Linked DNA regions of Mus musculus: region 2 is linked to region 1. A link is a loop called in an ENCODE intact Hi-C map of the cell type or tissue named here. Cell type or tissue: heart. All regions are shown on one strand. Each heading gives the region's core, and the rest is flanking DNA. Links, peaks and the distances in the headings are about the cores only.

Region 1 (8,440 bases), core at 2,080-7,079:
GGAAGCTAAAACTCTTCCTGAGCGCCGACAGCCCGCGCCGGGGACTCTCCGTGCCGCGGCTGCCACCACCACGGAACACCTGCCAGCGCTGGCTACTCCATAGGGACGCTCCCCGCAGGAAGCCCGAACTCCCCGTGCGGCCAAGCCCTGCGCCCGGTGCCTCCGTCGCCGCCAGCTCTAGACGGTTCACCTCCAGGAACGTCATGCTGGTGGGCCGCGGCCTGGATGCCCTCTCTCCAGGTCCGCGGCTGCGCCGGATAGGCGCGGGGCTGAGCTCAGGGCTGGGCGGTGGCGAGCCGGGCCGTTCTGAGGGCGCAGGGCCCCGACGGCCGTGGCGCGGGCGCAAGAGGCCAAGCAGCAGGCCGCGCGCGCCGGAGGGCGCCGACCCCGGAGTCCCGGAGCACACGCTCCGTGGCCGCGAAGGCTGTTCGCGTGCGGCGCACAAGGCGGCCTGCAGGGCGGCGGCGGTCCGGTCGGCCGAGGTGCTGTGCAGGTCCAGCGAGTCGCAGACGCTGAGGGCGCGGCGGCAGACGGCGGGCCGCTCCCCGCTGCAGCTTTCCCCCGGCGACCAGCCCCGCTCCATGCTCAGGGCCCACAGGCGAAGGCCAGGCCCATGGCGAGGGACGCGGGGCTGGGCCCAGGCCGGGGCCGCGGCCGGGGCGCACGGACCTCGGCCTCTGGGCACCTGGTGCGGGCCGATGGAGTCCCTCGACTCCTCCACTTGAGCCTGCAAGCCCAGACCTGGAAGGGCCTGGAGCCAGCCTAACCAGGAGAGGCGGCAAGTCTGGCCTGGAACACCCAGGAACGGCGGTGCAGGGCAGCCCCTAGGAGCCCTCAGAAAACAGGAAATTCCAGCCAGGGCTCCTCCTAAGACTGGGCAGGTAGGTGAGGAGTTGTCATTAAGAGCAGGCCAAATAAATAACAGTCCTCAAGCACACCCCACAAGAGACCGTTTTTTGCAGAAAAGTGAACCATTTTCTCTTTCTCCAAAGAGGGAAGACCAAGACCCAGGATTCCAGGGCCGTCCAGATTCGTTAGAAGACCCAATTCTGAGCCAGGAGACAAGCAAATCTTATGCTTTCTCTGAGCTTCAGACTTCTGTCTGTAAACTGGAGAATTTAGCGAAGTGACCCTATTTCAGAGTTCCACTCTGATGTTCTTAAGGCTGAGAGGTGCTTGATGCTACAGCAGGTGATGTTGATGACTGAGGAAGCCTGTTTCTTTGGAGATTATAAAACTCAGAAGACACGACTTTGCTTGGACTGGGCCAAAGGGCAGAAAAAAAAAAAAAAAAAAAAGAGCAAAAGGTAAACCTGAGTGCCGGGAGGAACACCAAGCCCCTGCCGCCTAGCTAGGGCCACTCAGTGTAGCATTGAGAGGAGCTGGGCACTTACCTGCCAGAGCTGACACTGCAAACTCCACCACCCCTAATCTTATAAAGCCAGCGTCTTAAGTGGCATCAGAGTGTGGGCTGCACACACTGCCCTGATAACTCAGATTCAGCCCAGGCTGTGGTAAAGCTCTGTCTGTGACTGATCCTGCACTGCCTTCATCACTCCTGGCCAGACAGCAGCTTCATCACCCACATAAGACATGTACTGGCACCAGGAGCAGACTGGGAGAGAGCAGTTTAGGGTAGTGCTTGAGTGTCCCTGGAGAGACTGATCATCCTCCCAGGTCGCCTCCACCCAGCCCAGCCCAGCCCATCCCCATGGCCCTTTCAGCTTGAGAACCTCCTGGTCTCAGTGAGAACAGGCAGACAGAAAAAGCAGCAAATTCCTGAGGGGGCGGGGGCTGGGGGTGGGGGTGGGGCTGGGGCTGGGGCTGGGGCTGGGGGAATGCCTGGGAAGGCAGGGCCTCTCCAATCAAGGTGCTCTGAGAAAAGAGAGCCGGAAACTTTCAAGCCCTGGGCTGGATCTCTCTGGCCTTCTGCTCTCTCTCTCTGCTCTCTCTCGTGGGACTAGTAATTAAGAGTGGAGAGGGTAGCTGCCTCCCTGTTCCTTGTAACAGGGGTAATAGGCAGTTCCACAGAGGAGCCTTTCCCAGGACCTCAGGAAGGCCCAGGGACAGACAAAAGCCCATCACTCCTGACTTACAATTTCTAACGTAAGTTAGCCAGCTTTCTTGAGCTACACCTTAACACTGCCAAGCTGGAGCTAGAGAGGTGGCTCAGCAGTTAAACGCACTAAATGTTCCTCCAGAGAACTAGGGTTCTACTCCCACTATCCATGCAGTAGCTTACAATGGTCTGTAACTCCAAGACCTGACACCCTCACACACACACAGGCAAAGCACAATGCACATAAAAGTAAACTTAAAAAATAAACACAGGGGCTGGTGAGATGGCTCAGTGGATAAGAACGCCAACTACTCTTCCGAAGGTACAGAGTTCAAATCCCAGCAACCACATGGTGGCTCACAACCATCCATAACGAAATCTGATGTCCTCTTCTGGAGTACCTGAGGACAGCTACAGTGTACTTACATATAATAAATAAATAAATCTTTTTAAAAATAAATAAACACATAAATAAACACAAAACTGCCAGGTCAGGGGGCCCGGGGGTGGGGGGGAGGTTGTCTTGATTCACCCCTGGGCAGACAGTCCTGAGAACTGTAAGAGTGGGCTGACACTGGGGTCCAGACTGTCACAAGAACACGCCCACAGAATCAACTGAGCAGGGCTCACAGGGGCTCACAGAGCCTGCACATGCCTGAGCTAGGTCCTCGGCATGCTATGGTTGTGGGACTCCCAGTGTGGGAGGTGGGAGCGGGGGCGGCTGTCTCTGGCTGCACTTGCCTACTCTTGAGCCCCCTTTGCTCCTACTGGGTTGCCTCATCCAGCCTTGATGTGAGGGTTTGTGCCTGGTCTTGTTGTAACTTGTTATGCTGTTGTTCGGTTGATAGCCCTGGGAGGTCTACTCTGGTTTTTGAGTGGATCTGGATGAGAGGGGAAAAGAGGGGAGGGACTGGAAGGTGTGGAGCATGTAGAAACTAAGGTAAGAATGTATGAGAGAATTTAAAAAAAAAAAAAAAAGTGGGCTGAGAAAGCCACACGGAGCAGACCAGTAAGTACCAAATGCCCTGCTTCAGTTTCTGCCCTGACGTCCTTCAATGATTGATTGTGATGTGGAAGTGTAAGCAAAGTAAGACGTCTCCTTTCCAGGTTGTTAATGTCATGATGTTTATTACAGCAACAGAAACCCTAAAACAGTTCCCTGCCTTCATCTACCTATCCTGTCTATCCCACACATGGGAGGTATCTATTCTTCCACAAAAGACTAGGACTGCCCATCACAGCCCCATGCACTCCCAATGAAAATCCAAGAACAGGACAGTAGCTAAGAAGCCAGTGTCTGAGGACAAGGTGCCCAATGGGTGGCTTTAGCAGTGTGAGAACAGCTGTGTGGGACGGGTGCTAGTCGTGTAATACAGTCATACACCCGCCCTGAACGCTCTTGACAACCACGCTCTGTTCCTCCAACAGCCATCACCTACAAAGAGCAGTAAGGCTGGCATTGAAAGCTGTGCTGGACCTGTTCAGGACCAGGGCCCCACAGAACCATCCCCCTCAGACCTGTTCAGGAAAACCAGAACCCACAGAACCAGCCCCTCTTTGGGCAGCTGATTCTCAAGTGCCAGGCTGCAACTGTCTCACGGGGGCTGTGTGTATGGCTCTTTGGAAGTTTCTGAAGGATTAGTGATGAATCTCTCAAGTCCTGAGTATCCATTCTAGGTCAGGATGAACAACTGATTCATTGGCCATTCTGGGCCTCAGCCCCCTGCAGAGGCACAGGAACAGAGAAGTCTCTAGGCAGAAAGGACCTCGTGAACAGGGATGAGATACACCTTAGCAGAGGAGAAGGACAACTCCCACAGGCTTCCAGTTGGTCTCCAGTGCTTGCTACTGATGCACTGATAATCACAATGACTGACACATAATCCACAACAAATGGCAGCTGCCATTCTACAAAGGACCAGTTTTTGCCTGGAGACCAAAGTTTACATGCACCTGGCTTCCCAAGGATGAGGCATTAGATCTTCAGGTATGGCCTGTATGTTCCACAGCTCTCTTTGGCCACAAGGTGGCAGCAGAGCATCTTCCTGGCCCGGCATGCTAGCACTAGGGCCTTGGGCTGGCCACAGGTTCCCACCACCTCCATTCGGATCCCGACCATCTATTACCTCTCTTCAAAAAGGGATCCTCTGTCCAATAACCACGTATGCTACCACATCAACTTCCTAATGGTCTTATCCCATCTGCTACCACACTGACATCGGTATTCATGTCCATGAAGGTGTCTGTAACCTGGTAAAAAAATGATCTTCTTGTCACTGCCAACAGAGCCCTGCAGTCCATGACACTGTATCTAACCATGTCTCTGTGCCCAACCTTGCTTGATCTCACCTATCCCCCCCCCTTAACTATACAGTATCTATCCATCCCTTGTCCTTTTGGTCACTTGGAACTCAATGGAACTGTCCCTCCCTTCAGTGACCTCTGTCAATATCACCTTACTCCACTGTGAGATGCCTTCCTCACGCATCCTACTTCCCACTGGAGTAACCTCACTAGAGTTCTGGCAACACGTGAATTGTGTACCAGGGCTCTTCCTTAAGGAGACAGCTCCTGGTTGGACAGTCGGCTGATAGTGTAAGACACAACGCCATAATCCACACAAACCCAAAGCAGACAATCACAACCTGGGCTCAACCTCACCTCCAGCACTGCGTGTGCGATGGATCAACTTGCTTCTGAGCACATTTGTGAGGAAGACTCTAGGTGGAGATAACTCAGGTGGAAAGACATGCCCTAAATGTGGGTGGTGGCATTCCACAGACTGGATCCTGGACTAAATTAAGAGTGGCGCGCCAGAAGTCACCACTCCTGCTTCCTGACTTCAGATGCAATGTAACCAGCTGCCCCACATTCCCGCTGCCTGCTTTCCCCACTACAATGGTCAGCACAGTCAAAGGCAAACCAAGAGAAACCTTTCCTTCCTGAAGTTGCTTTTTGGTCACAGAAACACAAAAAGCAGCTAATTATAGGCACCCACTAGCTGTGTGACCACATCGGAATCTTGTTGAGCCTCAGATATGGTGTATAAAATAGAGAAAACCCCCTTTCCCAGCTCAAGCTGTAAACAGAGCAATGACAGGGTCTTTGACCCTGGTGGGCTGCAGGTGATCTGTAACTGGTGCAGCCCCACTAAGTAAGAAAGGGTGGTATAAACAAGAGGGATTAAAACCAGTGCCACACGCCCAATAGGCTAGGTAGACACTCAGGCCAAGGGCTGCAGTTCACATGTGCCAGGACAGCCAAACCTAGGCTGGTCCTCTCTACCCTCCAAGCTGGGGGCCCTGGAGATTTGAGGCCCTAGATGTAGGCCTCAGACATAACATGTGGAGACAGCAGTGTTGTGTTTGTACTTAAGACTGCAGTGGGTGGGCTCCTGATCTGACATTTGGCCTAACCATGCAGAGGACTGCTAATCTAAATCTTCACAGTGGAGCTGAAGGTGCAGCTCAGCCCTAGTTTGTTTAGCATGTGGAGTTGATCCCAAGCACAGCATAAACTAGCCACTTAAGGCACACCTGTCATCCCAGTACTCAGAGGGTCAAGACCATTCTCAGCTGTATCATGAGTTGAGGCCAGCCTGGGCCACATAAGACCCTGTCTTTAAAAACAAAGACACAAGAAGATGGCCATCTATTAGCCAAGGAGAAGCCTGTGGCAAATGTGTTCCTAGTACCTTCAGAAGCAGTGTGGCCCTGGCGGCACCTCGATCTCGTCAGACTTCTTCATTTCTGAAATATGATAAATTGCTATCTGGCTCATGGTAATTTGTTATGATTCGTTGCCCAAGGAAAGTACAAAAGAGCCCTATAGAAAAAAACCTCTGAGCTGGGGTGGTTTCTGGGAGATTCCCAGGCCCCTGCAACCTGGCAGGATTTCAACTTAGAGGCTACAGCCTAGACTTTTGGAGGTGACAACTATGCTACTCTGAGAGGCAGTGAACTGTCTAAGGTTGCACAGCCTGTAGGTACTAGAGCCCAGAAGAGGCCCAGAACTCCAAACCTTAGGCTTCCAAGTACACACACACACACACACACACGCACACGCACACGCACACGCACACACACACACTCCCACAGACATGCATGTCTCGTTGGAGAGGACCAGGACCAACCTGCTGGTTCCTCTTTATCCCAAGTCCGTCTGATCCACAATCCAGAAAGTGATTTTGCAGCAGCATCCCTCACCTATTTCTTTCTTTTTTAAAAAGGTCTCTTCCTTCAGAATTGAACACACAGCAGCCAGATGTGGACCCATACTTGTGATCCCAACTCTGAGGGTCCTAGGCTGAGGCAGGGCTGCCATGACTGTCTTAAAAAGGACAGAAGTTCCATGATTAAAACTTTGCTTCCCTTAGCTGATGTGTTTCTGTTTCTTCCCCCCCCCCGCCCCCCCCCCCCCCCCCGCGTCTGACAATGGGTACTGAACAGCAGTGGTTCTCAAACATTTGGGAGTCAAATGGGTGCCCTATGAGACCATCAGAAAACACTTTTATGAGTCATAAAAGTAACAAAATTACAGTTACGAAGTAACAGTGAAAATAATTTTTATGGTTGGGGTCACCATACAGCAAAGCCACAGCATCAGGACCTCTGACCTCGGGCCTCATGCATCCTGGGCAAGGGCTCGACCACTGAACTGCCAGCTTCAATGGGTTTCTAAACCCCATCCATTTATCATCTCTTCATTTCGTTACTAAGTTTTGAGACAGGGTAACAACTTCCAAGCCAGCCATGGCTATATGATTAAAGACCCTGCCTGTCTCAAAAAGTGGAGGGTTTGCGGTGATGCAGAGCATTTGTCCAGGTGCACAAAGCACAAAGATCTGGGTTCAACCCACCCTTAGGATCCTATCAACCCTCCATGATAACAGCATATTCTTAAAAGCCTAGCATTTGAGAGGTAGAAGGACCAGTTCAAGGTCATTCCCAGTTACACAGATGGAACTCGCCCAGTCATCCACCAGAAAGGTAGGGTGAACCCTTGCTACAGGTGCATGCAGACAGACAGACACACATACATACACACCCCACAGAACTTTCTAGTTCTGCTCTGTGGACAGGGCATACAGTAGCTTTATCTCCCTGGATGTGTGTTTCTCTGATTTCGAGGAGAATAATTTTTCATGATGACTGACTCCATGAATTTATTGTTCATGTCTCTCTCATCCTATTCTTTGCCTGCTTTTCTCTTGCATTTTTCAAACCTGTTTCTTAACAACTTGCAGGAGTTCTCTGAAGAAGGGAACATGTTAGCTGCTTATCCAGTACACGTACACTGTGTGATAAGAGATGTAATTATACTGACTGGCTTGTAATGGATTAGAACATATGAAAACTACCACCAGCCGCCCACCAGACAAGAACAGTGTTTGTTGGGGGAAGGGAGGAGCAGCCTATCCACTGAACCTAGCAGGGCTACAGACACAAGGAAGGACCGCTGAGGGATGGGGTAAGGACTGTATTGACTTTATTTCCAGGGTGTGGATGTAACCCTCTACAACCTGCTTACTAACACAGGACAGGAGATGAGCTCTGTTTCAAATGCTCTGCCATGATGACCAAGCAGCCTAAAGTCCTTTTTTGTTTGTTTGTTTTTAAACTTCTCCATACTCCAGTTTCCCCACCTACAAAATGGAGTCAAAATACCTTGGGAAAATGATCTAAAACTCACAGTTAGAATGACAAGTGGTGGTGGGCAGTATCAGGGCTACCACACGTGCCAGAGCAAAGCCCCTCTCTTGTTGCTTTTCTGCCTGAGGTAGCAGGAGCTGATTCTGAAGCTCCAGCTCAGAATCCTGCAGCTCCTCCTCACTCACAGCGAGAGCTGTCAATCTTGTGACATTTGCAGCACAAACACAAACGGTGCCGGCGGCGCGTTTATACGGTTTGTAACCCATCACGGCAGCAATTCTCACAATCACATCACTACTCTAGGAAAACTGTCCGGCGGTGCTTGTCAAGGCAGCTGGGCAGTGCTGCAGCCACTGGCCACATCTACTCAGCCACCCAACCCCAGAGCCAGCAGGGCCCCAGCACCGATCCCCTGCCCTAACCCTGTGCCCTTGGGATTCTGAAAGCACAGTGTTTCTTTGACGGCCAGCTTACCATCACACTGCACACATGTGCCCATCTCCTGCTTACAGCAATAGGAGAGTATTCACACCCACACGACCCACTTCCAACCTGGGTACCTGGCTTGTCAAAGAAACAGACTGTACTGCTTGTCAAATTTGGGCATCCTGAAAGAAAAGGCTGTGATACTGCTGTCCCCATGTTTAGACTTAACTCTGTCTGCCCTGTTTCCCCTGTGGTTCCTCCTCCTGGACTGGTACAGTCCACCCCAGCTTCCCAGGCAGAAAGG
Region 2 (5,000 bases), core at 1-5,000, 75 kb after region 1:
CTGCTCTTGTAGACGACCTGAGATTGACTCCAGCATATTTGTCAGGAAATTCACAACTGTGAATACACAGCCTGTGACTACAGCTTCAGGGGATCCAACCCCTCTGGTGTCCTCTGACACCTGCACTCATGTACTCACCCACATATACATCATTAACAGATGCCTAGTGTTCCTCCCCCGCCCCCGCCCCCCACTATGCCTTATGTCTATCTAGCCTCAGTTTAAGATAAAACTCACTCTTTTTTCTTCCTGTACTACTGTCCAAATTTTCTTTTTTTTTTTTTTTAAAGATTTATTTATTATTATATGTAAGTACACTGTAGCTGTCTTCAGACACTCCAGAAGAGGGCGCCAGATCTTGTTACGGATGGTTATGAGCCACCATGTGGTTGCTGGGATTTGAACTCTGGACCTTCGGAAGAGCAGTCGGGTGCTCTTACCCACTGAGCCATCTCACCAGCCCCCAAATTTTCCAGTAGTCTTACTGAGGGGGCAGAGGCATATTTTATACTCTAGAACTTAGGAAACTCTGGGATATGAGATATCTATTGAGCAGATGTTTGTTAAGCTGTGTATGCCCTTGTTAGATATGCAGTAAGGCTGACCACTGCAATTTTTGCAAACATACAGATTTACTGTCACTGAGACGGTACACTGCACTTAGTACAACCCAGAACCATGTGCGTGTGTGAATGCCAAAGTTAAAAGGTTTCATAAGATATGTCCCTTAATTCTGAAATGGATATTCTGATAGTTTCTGATGACCTTTCAAAATGACCCTGATCTGCTAAATTTGTTTCATGAACTGAAATGAACACAGTCATTTATCTGGTCTCACCTTGTGTCTCTTTATGGTCCAAATATTACCAACACCCTCACTCTTTCTAAAGACTGTTTTCAGACATTAATAATTTATCATGGCTACTTTCTAGCTTCTCTCAGCTCCTCCAAACCAAGAAGCTATGGGGATTGTCAACAACTGGTGGAAGGCTTCCCAGCACCAGTTCCCATGCTTGCCCTCCTCCCTCCATCAGGCAGGTGGGCTTGCCTCATAGTTACCTACCTTTGGCAACCTTCCCCTCATAGTTACCTACCCTTGGTAGCCTTCCCCTGGACCTGTCAGGGAAACAGTTGCTTCTTGTAGAATATTTACAGTTAAATTCTAGGTTCTGGGTAGAGGGCACTCCTATAATCACAGCACTCAGGAGGCAGAGGCAGGTGGATCTCTGTGAGTTCAAGGTTAGACTGGTCTACATAGAGAGCTCCAGGCCAGCCAGAACTACATAGTGAAACTCTGTTTAAAAAGCTAAAAACAGGGCTGGTGAGATGGCTCAGTGGGTAAGAGCACCCGACTGCTCTTCCGAAGGTCCAGAGTTCAAATTCCAGCAACCACATGGTGGCTCATAACCATCCGTAACAAGATCTGGCGCCCTCTTCTGGAGTGTCTGAGGACAGCTACAGTGTACTTACATATAATAATAAATAAATCTTTATAAAAAAAAAAAAAAAGCTAAAAACAGGGCTGGGAAGATGGTTCAGCAGTTAAGAGCTAAGAGCTCTAACTGCTTTTCTAGAAGTCCTGAGTTCAATTCCCAGCAACCCCGTGGTGGCTCACGACTATCTGTAATAAGACCTGATGCCCTCTTCTGGTGTGTCTGAAGACAGCTACAATGTACTCACATATATTAAATAAATAAATCTTAAAAAAATAAACAAAAACAAAAACAAAACTAAAAACAATGAGCTGGAGAGATGGCTCAGTGGTTAAGAGCACTGCCTGCTCTTCCAGAGCACCAGGGTTCAATTCCCAGCATCCACATGGCAGTTCACAACTGTCTGTAACTCCAGTTCCAGGGTATCTGACATCCTCACACAGACATACGTGCAGGCAAAACACCACTGTACATAAAAAATAAATTACTAGGAGAAAAAGAGAAAAATTAGACTTTGGTCTCTTCTATGCTTTCAACTCATTATTCTCTCTGGATCAATGTGGGGTACGTTTTTCTGTTTTTGTTTTTGCTTTTTTAATTTTACCAAGAATGGATCAGTTTTTTTTCCCACCCAGGGTACTAGGAATTGAATCTATGGTTCATGTTTGTCAAACAAACAAACACAAACAAACAAAAAGCCTACCACTGAGCCATGTCTCCAGCTCTCCTTCTACTCTTTATTTTTAAAATATAGTAATTTTATTTATTTATTTGTGTGTGTGTGTGGGGGGGGGTGCGAGAAACACACCCATGCCTGAGCACTCCACAGTGAGTTGAGATCAAAGGACAGTTTACAAGAACTGGTTCTCTCCTTCCACACGTGGGTCCCAGGGATTACAAACTCAGGGGATCACGTTGGTGGCACTTCTTTACCCACTGAGTCATATGAATGACCCTTTTACTCTTTATATTTGACACAGGATCTTACAAAGTTTTCCAGGTGGGCCTTGAACTTAGAATGTATAGAATACATTCGGCTGTATACTGGATTTAGACTCACCTTCTTGAGTAAAGGGTACTAGGCTCGGTTCCTGACGATACATCTAGCTCTAAGAATCAAATTCCTATTTGTTTTGTTCACTCAGAACTCACTATGTAGTCCGTGCTGGCTTCAAATTCCTAGCAACTCTCGGGCTTAACGTGGATGCTGTTGAGATTTCACTGTATAGTTGGGCTGACCTGGAGCTCTCTATAGACCAGCCTGGCCTTGAATTCACAGTAGATTCTAGCTAGGACCTACTTTAAAATTTTTTTTTAAATGCACGTATGTGTTTATCTATTTAGTGGGTTTGGGATAGTGGAAGTAAGAGGATAATTATAATTTGCCGAAACTGCATACCTCCTACCATGAGTTTTCAAGTAGAATCCACGTCTTCAGGCTTGGTAGCAAGTGCCTTTAACTGCTAAATCATCTCGCCAGCTCAGGTATCGCTTTTGATTATTTAGAACTATTTCAGCTAATCCTGAAGCACTATCAATAGTAAATGTCTATGGACACCAATTACAGATCTCCAGGTGGATTACCAGAGAGCGAATGCGAGCTGTGAGTGGCGCCCCTTAGTGGGCAGTGGTGACTGGGTGTGGCTGAGTCCTGACCGCAAGTGGATACAGACCTGCGGAGCCTCCTGCTGGCACCACACAGCATCATGAATAATTGAGGCCAATTCCCTGGACAGTGACATTCCACACCCTCCGAGACAGCCTACATCTCCCAGCAAGCCCCGCGCGAGCCCGGAACTACATATCCCGGCGGGCCCCGCGCGATGTCGGACGGTGGTCAATGGCCCACACTCCAAGTTGCTCTTGTGTTTTTACCTGGCGGCAGAGAACGTCTGGAAGCGCAGGGATTGTAGCGACCATCCTGGAACTGGGCCACCCCGGATTCCGAACCGAAATAAGTGCACCAACATGTTGAGGCAATAAGATAGGGGCAGCCAGCAACGGCAATCTCACACTTATCCTACCGAGGGTTCCATGTTCGCTATGGCCCCATCCCGACAACCCCTTCCCATTCTCAGCGATGATTGGAGAAAAGACACATCAGTCTTGCTGCAAGCTGTGATTGGATAAAATGTTGGCTGTAGGCGGGACCGAGCAGAAGCAGCTCTAGCTATTTGCTCAGTGGCCTGAAGTCAGGTGCGGGTCAGAGGTTGTGCGACGTTCATTCTCACATTAGAGGACGTCCTGGCGCTTCTGACCTTGAGCCCTTTCTCTAGAGTTGTTCCAGACAATCTCTATGCTCCCTGGCATCACAGGAAGTGGTGGTTTCGTGAGAAGGAATATGTGAAAACAGACCTGAGAGTTAAAAAAAAAAACTACACACAGACACACACACACACACACACACACACACACCCCTCAACCCAAACCAAACAAAAACATACATGCACGTAACGTGCCACCACTTGAGTCTCTAATCTCCCTATGTGATCCTGCTACTCACAGTTATCGTGAATTATTAGTATGTAGGTCATGAAGTTAATCAAAGTGCAACCTAAGAGCTAACCTTTAGGTTCCTTCTTCATTTGGGTCTGAATCACTGGCCTAAGGTTCCAGCTCAAAAGTGAATAGCTCTTGCAGCAGTTGGGCTAAGCTTATTCTTGCTATAATTGTCTCCCAAAGTACCCCCAAGACCTGCTACATAGCTCTGACTAGCCTGAGACTCTCTTTATAGCCCAGGCTTGTCTTGAACTCACCATCCTTCCTTCCCAGTGTTGGGATTAGAGGCTTGAGTCACTATGCCTTCTGTGTAATTATTATTTTTGTTTTAACTCCTCCACTGGGCTGTGGTTTCTTGGTGGGAGTGGCTCTGACTCATACCCGTTCCCCTCCACGCGAGAAAGGCACGCTATTGTCCACTGTCCACCAGGGGGTGCTGTTTCTAGCTCACATTTACTCTCTGGTAATCCATCTGGACATTTGAACATTGTTATGTTACTAGTATCATTGTCATTTATTGGTGGTGCTTCCGGGACTCAATTTTTCTTGAGCTGAGGGTCGCAAAGTCATGCTCTGGAATGAGCAGAGTGAAACTAGACAGAGCAATGAGCCAGAATTTGCTTGAGTTTGGGGCTGAGGAGATAAGGATGTGTGTAGAGGTAGTCTTAAGCAAGTATATACTATATGTGAGTAATGTCAGAGGGAGGTACCAGCTAAAGCCACACTTAACCTCTCTCTCTCTAGAGGTCTCAGAAAGATCATGGGAATTTCCTGCCACCGGGGTACCCCCCCACGCCCACTTCCTTGGGATTCCATTTTGCCACAAAGCATAGCTTTGCACCTTACCTAGACACAAAAGTATGGGAGTCATGAACTCTTGTTATATAAGAAAATCAGGCAGTCTGGGATAAACCTGTGGGATGTTCCATGGATGTCCTCCACGCTCCTCCAGGAAATGCTCTAGGAAGCACAGTTTTCCTCTCCGCCTCTGAGATACTGGCTTGATCGCTGGAGGCCCTGACACCTGCTCCATAAGTCAATATCTCAGGCATGGGCTTCAGTAGGGCA

Evidence for each region. Hi-C counts contacts between places; a loop is a spot of excess contacts. Peaks named below come from ENCODE experiments on the same cell type or tissue, not always from the same donor. Only the 100,000 strongest peaks of a DNase experiment are listed, where the experiment ranks them.
Region 2: it touches region 1 in a loop (8-fold over the local background); 12 of 42 quality-filtered maps call a loop at or near these places.

Annotation. Positions count from the first base shown.
Region 1 is chr5:24,466,449-24,474,888 of GRCm38, reverse strand. The region is part of intron 1 of Agap3 (ArfGAP with GTPase domain, ankyrin repeat and PH domain 3); the gene reads right to left. Among named protein-coding and RNA genes, the nearest start is that of Agap3, 18 kb to the right of the region's middle. In heart, for the core only: no CTCF peak of the experiment used is centred there; DNase peaks (open chromatin) are centred at 2,765 and 4,088; H3K4me3 peaks cover 104 bases; H3K27ac peaks cover 94 bases.
Region 2 is chr5:24,392,892-24,397,891 of GRCm38, reverse strand. Abcb8 (ATP-binding cassette, sub-family B (MDR/TAP), member 8) reads right to left here and starts at 3,736. Exons shown (of 16, transcript NM_029020.3): 1 at 3,309-3,736. The coding sequence starts at 3,403. In heart, for the core only: CTCF peaks have their summits at 1,437 (motif pointing left), 3,081 (motif pointing left) and 4,358 (motif pointing right); DNase peaks (open chromatin) are centred at 3,221, 3,541 and 4,351; H3K4me3 peaks cover 1,258 bases; H3K27ac peaks cover 1,596 bases.